Regions from separate parts of the Homo sapiens genome. Here region 2 is linked to region 1. The links are chromatin contacts, found by Hi-C in ENCODE. All regions are on one chromosome and are shown on one strand. Each heading gives the region's core, a stretch centred on a gene start or an enhancer-like site at or near the end of the contact. The rest is flanking DNA. Distances are from core to core; before and after follow the strand shown. Region 1 overlaps LINC03009 (long intergenic non-protein coding RNA 3009). Region 2 holds the start of POMZP3 (POM121 and ZP3 fusion).

Evidence for each region. A loop is a pair of places that touch in the nucleus more often than their neighbours do.
Region 2: a map with no recorded cell type shows a loop between it and region 1 (5-fold over the local background). The contact joins the promoter of POMZP3 here to the enhancer-like site in region 1. A Hi-C loop is called at or near these places in 1 of 37 single-sample maps with no recorded cell type.

What each region holds. Positions count from the first base shown.
Region 1 is chr7:76,567,520-76,572,467 of GRCh38, reverse strand. All of the region lies in intron 2 of LINC03009 (long intergenic non-protein coding RNA 3009), which reads right to left. Among named protein-coding and RNA genes, the nearest start is that of LINC03009, 21 kb to the right of the region's middle. Within about 2 kb of position 1,972, at least 3 of the 41 ENCODE cell types and tissues checked have a DNase peak (open chromatin) inside an H3K27ac peak, as active enhancers do.
Region 2 is chr7:76,625,307-76,630,254 of GRCh38, reverse strand. It overlaps POMZP3 (POM121 and ZP3 fusion), which reads left to right and starts at 2,976. Exons shown (of 7, transcript NM_012230.5): 1 at 2,976-3,547; 2 at 4,040-4,255; 3 at 4,572-4,733. The coding sequence starts at 4,191. LINC03009 (long intergenic non-protein coding RNA 3009) reads right to left here. Exons shown (of 3, transcript NR_029411.1): 3 at 2,273-4,334.

The DNA.
Region 1 (4,948 bases), core at 723-3,222:
TTGTTTTCTACTTCATAAACATACACACCCTTTTAGTAACTAGGGCCAGCATCACAACCTACTTATGTTCATACCCTTCTTTATCTCATCTGTTCAAGTACTCAAGCCAAAAATTTAGGATTTTGCTTTGATCTCTCACTTCACCCTTTCTCCCTCTGAGTAAACCTCTCCTACATATCATGAACTACCAAAAAATCCTGCTCTTCCTGTTTCCATTCATGACCTCTTTTGGACTTATGAAAGAAAGCAGGAATAATGATCTTTTCAAAAAGTACATAGAACCTCTTAAAGTCTTCTTATCACACTTAGAAAGAAATTTGTTCCCAGGTTGCATCACTGGTCTCATCCACCAGAAAATGCTTCCGTGGACATTTGCATGATAACATTCCTTATCATTCAGGTGTCTCCTCCAAGGTCATCTTTAAGAGCGGCCTTCTCTGACGACTTGGCCTGAAATACTCCTTCCCTCTACCACTTTCAACCCATTTACTCTATTTTCTTAACAGAAGGTAAAATAATTTTTAAATTTTGTTATTCATTTCTAAGGGTCCATATTCCACTTATAGCATAGATTCTGTAAGACTAAGATGGTGTCTCTTGCTCAATGCCAAATCGCAGTACCTAGAACACTAGCTGGTGCTTATGAGTGCTTAATACTTATTAAATCAGTCAACAAATGTTAATTTTCTAATCGTTATCCAAGGTGTTGCCTTGCTCAGAATTTCTTTCATTTTTTTCTTGTATTAGTTAAGCATTACCCATCTTTCAAGGTTTAGGACCATCATGATGGAGCTCCTCCGCCTGCCCTCCTGATATAGTCCCTCTTCTGATACCTACGATAGTTTCAGTTATAAGGTAGAACTGTACTCTTGACAGTTGAGACAGTATTACTTGAGAAAACACTTTGCCCTAGAATTCAGAAGACTCAGCCACATCTACTTTTGATTCCAATAGTATTGAGATATAGCCTTGGATAAGTCATATAACTTCGCTAAATCTCAGTTTTCTAACCTTGGAAATGAGAAAGACAAAAATGATAAATAATGATGATACTTCCTTTGAAGCTGCCCACTCCATCTGTGTTTTATGTAATATACTCAAGTTCAAGGGCATACTTCATGTTTATGTACACTGTAAAACATAATGCCAATGCAAAGTACTATGATTATTACTGTTGTTATGTATTGTGTGAAGGTATAGTTTATCTCCCTGATTCAGTTTTCTGGGTGCTTTCTATTAGCACTAGTAATAGTGCCAATAGGAACACCTAGGAATGAACCCTTTCAGCTTTTACAGCATTTGTTCCAAGAACATTATAAGGGTGTTTTGAGGGCTGTTGTTAAGTTAAAATACCATTGCTTTTGCTATACCCGCATTTTATGTAAATCAGAGAACTTTTTTCCTACCATGAGAATATTATATCATTTAGCAAAAATGGAATCCCATAGAGCCAAAAATTTAAAACCTTTCATCAATTTTCTGCTAATATCCATTGGTATCAACTAATAACTTTACTCCACTAGTTGTAGAAACTGTGCTTTTCTCCCTTTAATTGGCCAATGTCTACAAAGAAATTAGCCGATTTTATTATACATTTTTTTCACTTGACATAATTCTGTAACAACCCTTAATTTAATCCTATCTATGTATGCTATATAAGTGTGTGTATCATGGTTACACAACAGGCTGCAAAAGAACTGCTTCAGAAACATATTGAACAAACTAAGCAATGAAAACTTGCTAATGCACTGTGAGTCACATACTGTGCAAGAGCAGTAAATTGCTTCCTTGGTGGTTTTGACAACATTGCCTCTGAACATAATTGAATGTCATTCGTTTATATGTTTGCAAATAAGGTCCCAGTGACATTACACTTGGGAGTGTGCACACTTGGTCGTCTGTTTATGACGGAGGAGGCAGACATATGGCCTGTGGACTCGGTTTGGCCCAGAGCTGTTGCAAAGTCCTCCTACCAGTTTTCAGCCAGTCAGCCCCATCACTGTGAATCAGCTCTGTCAAAGGCAGTGCTTCCCATCAATTAAGGAGGGGAAATGCAGCTTACCCAACTGCCAGTTTGCCAGGGCCTCTCAGTCCTGAGATGGCAAAAATACCTGAAACATGCAAGAGAATGTCACATGCTATGTAAATAAAAGAAAGGAGATAAGACAAGGAGAAAGAGAAATGTTACCATTAAACTTGCAAAAGGGAGAGTCTAGAAAAGAGAAAACCTACTGCATGGAAGTGATTAAGTATGAGTTTTAATACTTACTGTGCTCTAAAGGGTTTGTGTGATATTAGGCAAGTCTCTTTTACCACATTAGCCTTAGTTTTCCTCTCTGTAAAGGAGCTGAATACATTTTTCAACATTTTTTTCACAATCAGAAGTATTTTCATTTTTTCTAACTACAAATTTGAAAAAAATTATTAAACAAACTATGTCTATTAATTTGTTTTCCAACTACTATAAAGACATCTACAACTACCAAACCACAGTTACTGATCAGCATGATTATTAACATGTTGGGATGGTATAATTTCAGCAACAAAGATGTCATTTAACTTTCCGCATAGCCTTGGAATATTTAAAATACCTTAGAACTATCTGTAATGCTCCATGGATTTATAATCTTCCTGTGAAAATGCTATGTTTAGTTTTTCTTTCAAAAATAGTTAATAAATACTGAGCTAGGCACTGGCATTATTAGGTACTGAGGTAACAAAAACTGTTCTTGATGCATTTCCAAAGTGGTAGAGAAATTGGTAAAGAAAAATCAAATTCAGCAAAAATAGGAAATACAATAATAGACCTACAAATAAAATCTGGGATCACGAGAAGGCCTATCAATTCCTCACTGAAAGAAAAGAGCCACAATAACAAAACCCTATTTGTAGAGACTCACCTAAAAGGAGGAGCCATCTGGCCATACTGCTTACCAGACGTGTGCTCTATGGAATCAAAGCCCTGGAGACACTCATTCAAAAATAGGCTCCCAGACTTAATTTTGCTTGACAAACACAATATTTTCTGTCTCACTCTTAAAGATTTACAATGCATATTTGCATATTAAAGGCTCTAAGAAGTCCCAAAGGCAAAGAAACACATCTAACTTGGCTTGATATAAATTTTCTGAAATATTTGACGAAAGAATCTACTTTTGCAGAATAAAAAATAGTAGCTTAGTTTAGGACACTCTAAATATGGCTTTTGGAATAAACAAGACCATAGCAGAGCCATGTTTTATGATCACATTGTTTTGTGGCCCATTGCCAGTTCCTACCTAGAAAACTTCAAGACCTACAAGACAGGTATTATCAAGCTGCACTTTGGCAGTCTACATGAACATTTACAAAGAAAAACCTCAATGAAATGCATTGAGTTGCTATAAAGATAGCATTAAAGTTGCTGCTCAAACATCACTCAATAGAGACACAGAATAGATTTTTTTATTTAGGTACTCATGCCAGGAATAATGTGTACCTCCTGAATAATTTGTTTGTTTTCTATCATGTTAACACCATGATTTAACTGGTCATTGTTGGCAGAAAAGATCAGAGTCCATTTTATGACTCACAGTTAGAAAATGTAGAGAATTCTATATGCATGTCTTGTGTATTAATGTTACTCTTGATTTCATTGTACTTTTTCTATTTTATTTTTCCTTTGCCCTAATTTTCTTATTTTTGAAATGTATCAACACTATAAATGAATATCATTTTAAGAATTCAAACAATTTAAAATCAATTAAAAATTCCACTTTTACCCTTCTCTACTTTGTCAAACCTCTCCTGCCTAACCGTATGCGCTATTACAAATAGTTTTGATGTTTCTTACAGTGTCTGTTTATAAAGAGAAAAATATATTATATATATAATTTTGAATAGACTTTATTTTTTAGAGAAGTTTTAGTTTTATAGGAAAATTGAACAGAAAATACCAAGAGTTCCCTTGTAGCCCCTGCTGCCCCACATGCTCAGCCTCCCCCATTATCAACAGTCCTCACCAGAGTGATACTTTTGTTACAGTTGATAAACCTATATTGAGACATCATCATTACCCACATTTCCTACTTTACGCTGGGGTTCACTCTTGGTGATGTACATTCTGTAGGTTTGGACACATGTATAATGACATGTACCACCACTGTAATATCACAGAGTAGTTTCACCTCCACAAATATCCTTTGTGCTCTGCCTATTGATCCCTCTCTCCCCCTAACCCTGGCAACTACCAATCAATTATTTTACTGTCTCCATCTTTTGTCTTTTCCAGCATGTCTAATAGTTGTAGTCACATAGTATATATCCTTTCAGATTGGCTTCTTTTACTTAGTAATGTGCATTTAAGTTTCCTCTAGATGTTTCCATGGCTTGATGGCTTCTTTCTTTCTTTTTTAAGCACTGAATAATATTTCACTGTCCTGATGTACCAAGTTTATCCATTCACCTACTGAAGGACATCTTGGTTGTTCTATGTTTTGGCAAGTATGAATAAACCTGCTATAAATGTTTATGTGCCAGTTTTTATGTGGACATAAATTTTCAGTTTATTAGGGTAAACACCAAAGAGTGTGATTGCTGGAGAGTATGGTCAAAGTATGCTTAGTTTGGTAAGTGGCTGTACCATTTTGCATCCCCATGAGCAATGGATAAAATTTCTTGGTGCTCCACATTTTCCACAGCATGTTCTGGATTTTGACCACTCTAATTGGTAGGTAGTGGTATCTCATTGTTTTAACTCACATTTCCCTGGTGACATATGATGTAGAAGAGAATCTTTCTGGTAGTTTATTTCACATCTGTTATATATATATAATGTTAATTTGTTAATGAGATCCTAGTCTATGTTTTATTTTTTAAGTTTCTTTGTCAGTCTGGGAATTTTTTTTATGGATGGGGTCTTGCTATGTTGTCCAGGCTGGTCTTGAACTCCTTGCCTCAAGCCATCTTC
Region 2 (4,948 bases), core at 1,727-4,226, 57 kb before region 1:
CCACCACAGCATGAGTTAAACCAAAGTCTGGATCAGCAGACTGCCAGATTTTTTTTTAACAAATTTATTAATCAATACATTTTGTCCATGTCTACAGTTGTTTATGGTGGGAGGACTAACCTGCAGCTGGAAGGATTAATTTTCAGCTGCTTTATAGTATTTTATTATATGAATTATACCAGTTTGCCCATCCTTGTGTTGATAGACATTACCCATGAAGTGTGTTCACATTGTCTGTGATACAAATAATGCTTCAGTGACTATCTACCCAGAATGGGATTGCGGGTTTATAGGATACATACTTCTTCACCCTTATTTTTTACTAGTTATTGCCAAATTGCTTTCCAAATTGTACTGTTTCATATATCCACAACGGCATGAGTTCTGTTTGTTTCACATCCATGCTAAGACTTGATCTTGTTAAATTAATTTTTCTAGTGTATAAATGAGTGCAAAATATTGTTAGTCTTTCCTAGATTACTAGTGAGGTTAAATGTATATGTGTATGTACGTATATGCACATATGTATATATTATTAGGTATTTGTGTTTCCCATTCGATAGCTTTTTTATATCAATTGTCCTTTTTAAAAGTTGGGTCATCTTTTTGTTATTGATTCTTTGGAGTTCTTTATAAATTCTACTTATGAATCCTCTTTTGGTTATATGTGTTACGTTGTTTTTCCCAGTCTTGGCTTGTCTTTTAGATGTGTATCTTGTCTTTTCCCATACAGAAGTGTTAACTTTTTGTGTGTGTGTGATCTCACTCTGTTGCCCAGGCTGGAGTGCAGTGGTGCGATCTCAGCTCAGTGCAACCTCTGCCTTCTGGGTTCAAGCGATTCTCCAGCCTCAGCCTCCTGAGTAGTACTACAGGCACATGCCACCACACCAGGCAAATTTTTGTGTTTTTTTTTAGTAGAGACTGGGTTTTACCATGTTGCCTAGGCTGGTCTCGAACTCCTGAGCTCAAAGCAATCCACCAGCCTCGCCTCCAAATGTGCTAGATTATGTGTAAGCCATCACTCCCGGCCCAGAAGTACTAACTTTTAATGTAGTCATATTTATCTATATTTCCTACATGACTTGTGCCCTTTGTGTATTCATCTCTTTACCTCTAAACACAGGAGTGCCCCGAGGGCTCAGGCTATGGACCTCTCTATTTACATTAATTCTCAGTCATCTTGCTTGGTTTCAGGACATCTGTACCCTGACGGCTTTTATGTGTAGCTCCTCCACTTAACTCCAGCCACACACAATAGTTCAAAGAGCCCCTACTGACCTAGACACTATGTTTCTTCTTCCCCTATTACCCAGGTTTCTTGAGTAGGGAGTCTGCAGTCACTGCCTCCATTTCTTCACCTTCCAGTCACTGTTCAACCCAGGGCAGCCTGGCTTTTGTCCCACTAGTCTACTGATACTGAGATTTTTTTCTTAAGCAACACAGTCCCCCCTCCGCCCCCCCCCCTTTTTTTTCAAATTAAGTCTTATGTGAAATCACAGTATATTAAATAGAAGAATTACTTTGGCACTGGGTTGGGGAGGATCTGGAACCCAAACTGCACCTTCTTCTCATCTCTCTGAGTTGCCCCAGAGGCATCTATACCTTTCCAACTTTTCTATCCCCAAAACACCCTAATCTCCAGCGATACTGAACAATTCCATCTCTGGACTTCTGCACAGTGCTCCTTCATCTTCCTTGAACCTGCCAGACCTCTCAGCTCCAGGAGCACTTCCCTGCCTTCCTTCCCCTTTATCACAACTTTTTTTTTTTTTTTTTTTTTTTTGAGATGGACTCGCTCTGTCGTCCAGGCTGGAGTGTGCAGTGGCATGATCTCGGCTCACTGCAACCTCCACCTCCCGGACTCAAGCAATTCTCCTGTCTCAGCCTCCCGAGTAGCTGGGACTACAGGCACGCGCCACCATGCCCAGCTAATTTTTGTATTTTTAGTAGAGACGGGGTTTCACCATATTGGTCAGGCCGGTCTTGAACTCCTGACCTCAGGTGATCCGCCCGCCTCCGCCTTCGAAGTGCTGGGAATACAGGCATGAGCCACTGCGTCTGGCCTCTTTTTTTGTTCCCGTTATCACACTGATAACATTGAATTGCAATCTTTTACTTACACATCTTCCTTACTAAACAGAGCTTATAAAGATCAGAGATCCTCTATTTTCCCCCTTAATCTCTTTAATGTATATAAACAATGGAATGAATAAATCAATGAATGAATGTCTGAGGAAACTTAACTACACCAAAGTGTATTGGCAGACTACCAGACTTTTTAAACAGCTTTATGAAGATATAATTCACAAACCATACAGTTCATAGGGTGGTGCAACCGCCAACACGATCTAATTTTAAACTATGTTTATGCTGCTACGAGAAAGCCTATACCCATAAGCAGTCATTTTCTATTCCCCACCCCCAAACCCACTCCTTAGCCCTAGGCAACCACTAATCTACTTTCTCAGACCGATAACTTTAGCATAGGTATAAATCGATCACAGAGCCTCAAAATCCACCCGATGTCTGGGCCATGATGTGAAATTTGGTAGGTAATCGTCCCACGTTATCAACTTGTAAAGTAGAAATGGAAGTGGGGGGGAAAACTCAGCCGCCAGTGGCGTTTGTGAAAAGCACCTGGTAACAGGCTGTGCTGGAGGGGAGTTCAGCCCCTAGAAAAGATCACGGATTAGGAATTACATAAGCATAGGTCTCGGGCCCTTTTATTTTGGACGCGATCCTTTCACGGGATCGCCTCCGGATGGGAGCCGGATGGGATCCCGGACGGGATCGTCTCGCTGGGAGCCATGCGGGAAACCGCAAGAGTCAGAAACAGGCGTTGAAGGCAGGCAGCATTTTCCAAAACAGCTGTGTCTCGGGAGCTGCCGGGCTGTAGCGTCTCCCCGAGTCGCGCGCGCATGACGTGGCGGGCGCGCGATGACGCGACGCGTGGCGCGGTGCACGCTGGGATATTTAAGTCTCCTCCGCGGCGCGGAGCCGCGATGTCTCCGGCGGCTGCGGCGGCTGGAGCAGGCGAGCGGCGGCGGCCGATAGCGAGTGTCAGGGCCGGCCGGGGCGGCGCTTCTCGGCCTGTCGCTGGTCGGCCTCCTACTGTACCTCGTGCCTGCTGCGGCTGCGCTGGCCTGGCTGGCCGTGGGGACTACCGCGGCCTGGTGGGGACTGAGCCGCGAGCCCCGAGGTTCGCGCCCCTTGTCCTCCTTCGTTCAGAAGGCGCGACATCGGCGAACACTGTTCGCTTCGCCTCCGGCCAAGTCGACAGCCAACGGAAACCTCCTAGAGCCGCGGACCCTGCTCGAAGGACCTGACCCTGCCGAACTGCTCCTCATGGGCAGTTACCTGGGCAAGCCCGGGCCGCCGCAGCCCGCCCCCGCTCCGGAGGGCCAGGACCTGCGGAATAGGCCTGGCCGCCGCCCGCCCGCCCGGCGCCGCGCTCCACACCGCCCTCCCCGCCGACCCATCGCGTTCACCACTTTTACCCCTCTCTCCCCACTCCTCTTCTCCGACCCTCCGGGAGGCCTTCCCCACGGTGAGATGCGCTGATTTTCCCAGATCATCCTTTGGCTCGGCTGGCTTGAAATCGAGGACTTTTAAATCCGATTTGCTTTTTCATCAAATCCGAAGGGAATTGTGTGTGGTTTTGCCCTCCTTAACACCTTGGTGTGTGCCAGCCGTCTCCTGGCCTCTGACTCTTGCTTGGTGTGAGATGTGTTGCCAAAACGATTCCCTTCTTTCCAGTTCTAAAAACTCCCCGAATTTTAGTGCAGTCTAGATTTAGTCTAGATTTAGATTTTCCCTCTCAAATTGTTGCAATCCATTGTTGAGACAGCTGTTAAGCAGCTGTCACTCTCTGCTCTTAGATGGAATAGGGGAAAGTTGCCATAAAAACAACGTGTTCTGTGTTGCGTAGAAAGAGACTTAAGTTCTTTGGAAAATGTCTTAACTGGTGGGTTTTTAACCGTCTAAAATTTTGACATTCTTTTATACTTTGTTTCCATGATTTGTCTCGCATTCTCTGCAGGGATCGTGGGACTTTACCAGATCGGTTTGTAATAACACCTCGAAGACGCTATCCGATCCATCAGGCCCAGTATTCCTGTCCGGGGGTACTTCCCACAGTGTGCTGGAATGGTTATCACAAGAAGGCTGTGCTGTCCCCTCGCAACTCCAGGATGGTGTGTAGCCCAGTGACTCTGAGGATCGCCCCTCCTGACAGAAGATTTTCGCGTTCTGCGATGTGAGTATTATCGTTGGAAGAATACTCTCCCTTTTCGTGTCCACTTTATTCTTCTCCAGTTGTTCCTATGACAACATGACTACAACGCAAAAAAGAAAGGACGAATCTGCTTGTTTGAATGAGAAATACCAAATTCTAGTAAAACCGTTTGTTTTTCACTTTTTGCCGTTAACGAAAAAGTAGCTTTACTTGCTAAGGGGAACTGTTGTGAGTGTATAAATTATACTTTGGCTTGTTGGTTAGCTTCTGATTTCCATTTCTGATATGGCATGGGAATTAAAATATCTTACTGCTAGAATCCTGTCTTTCATTATAGACCAGAGCAGATAATCAGCTCAACACTGTCCTCACCATCAAGTAATGCCCCAGACCCATGTGCAAAGGAGACTGTACTGAGTGCCCTCAAAGAGAAGAAGAAGAAAAGGACAGTGGAGGAAGAAGACCAAATATTCCTTGATGGCCAGGAAAATAAAAGAAGGTAACAGGCTCAGGAGAGTACTAAGCCAGTTTCCCGCTTGGACTCCTATGGGATGAGATGTAGACATTCCCGTAAAGATACAGAGGCCACCTCCAGTTTGTGAGCCTTCATAGGCCTCCTTCTTTGGCTTTCATGAAAGAACCTAATAACAGGGGTTTTAATGCTGATCATTTCAAGGCACAGGTTAGATCGATGTCATAATTTACCTTTTCTGT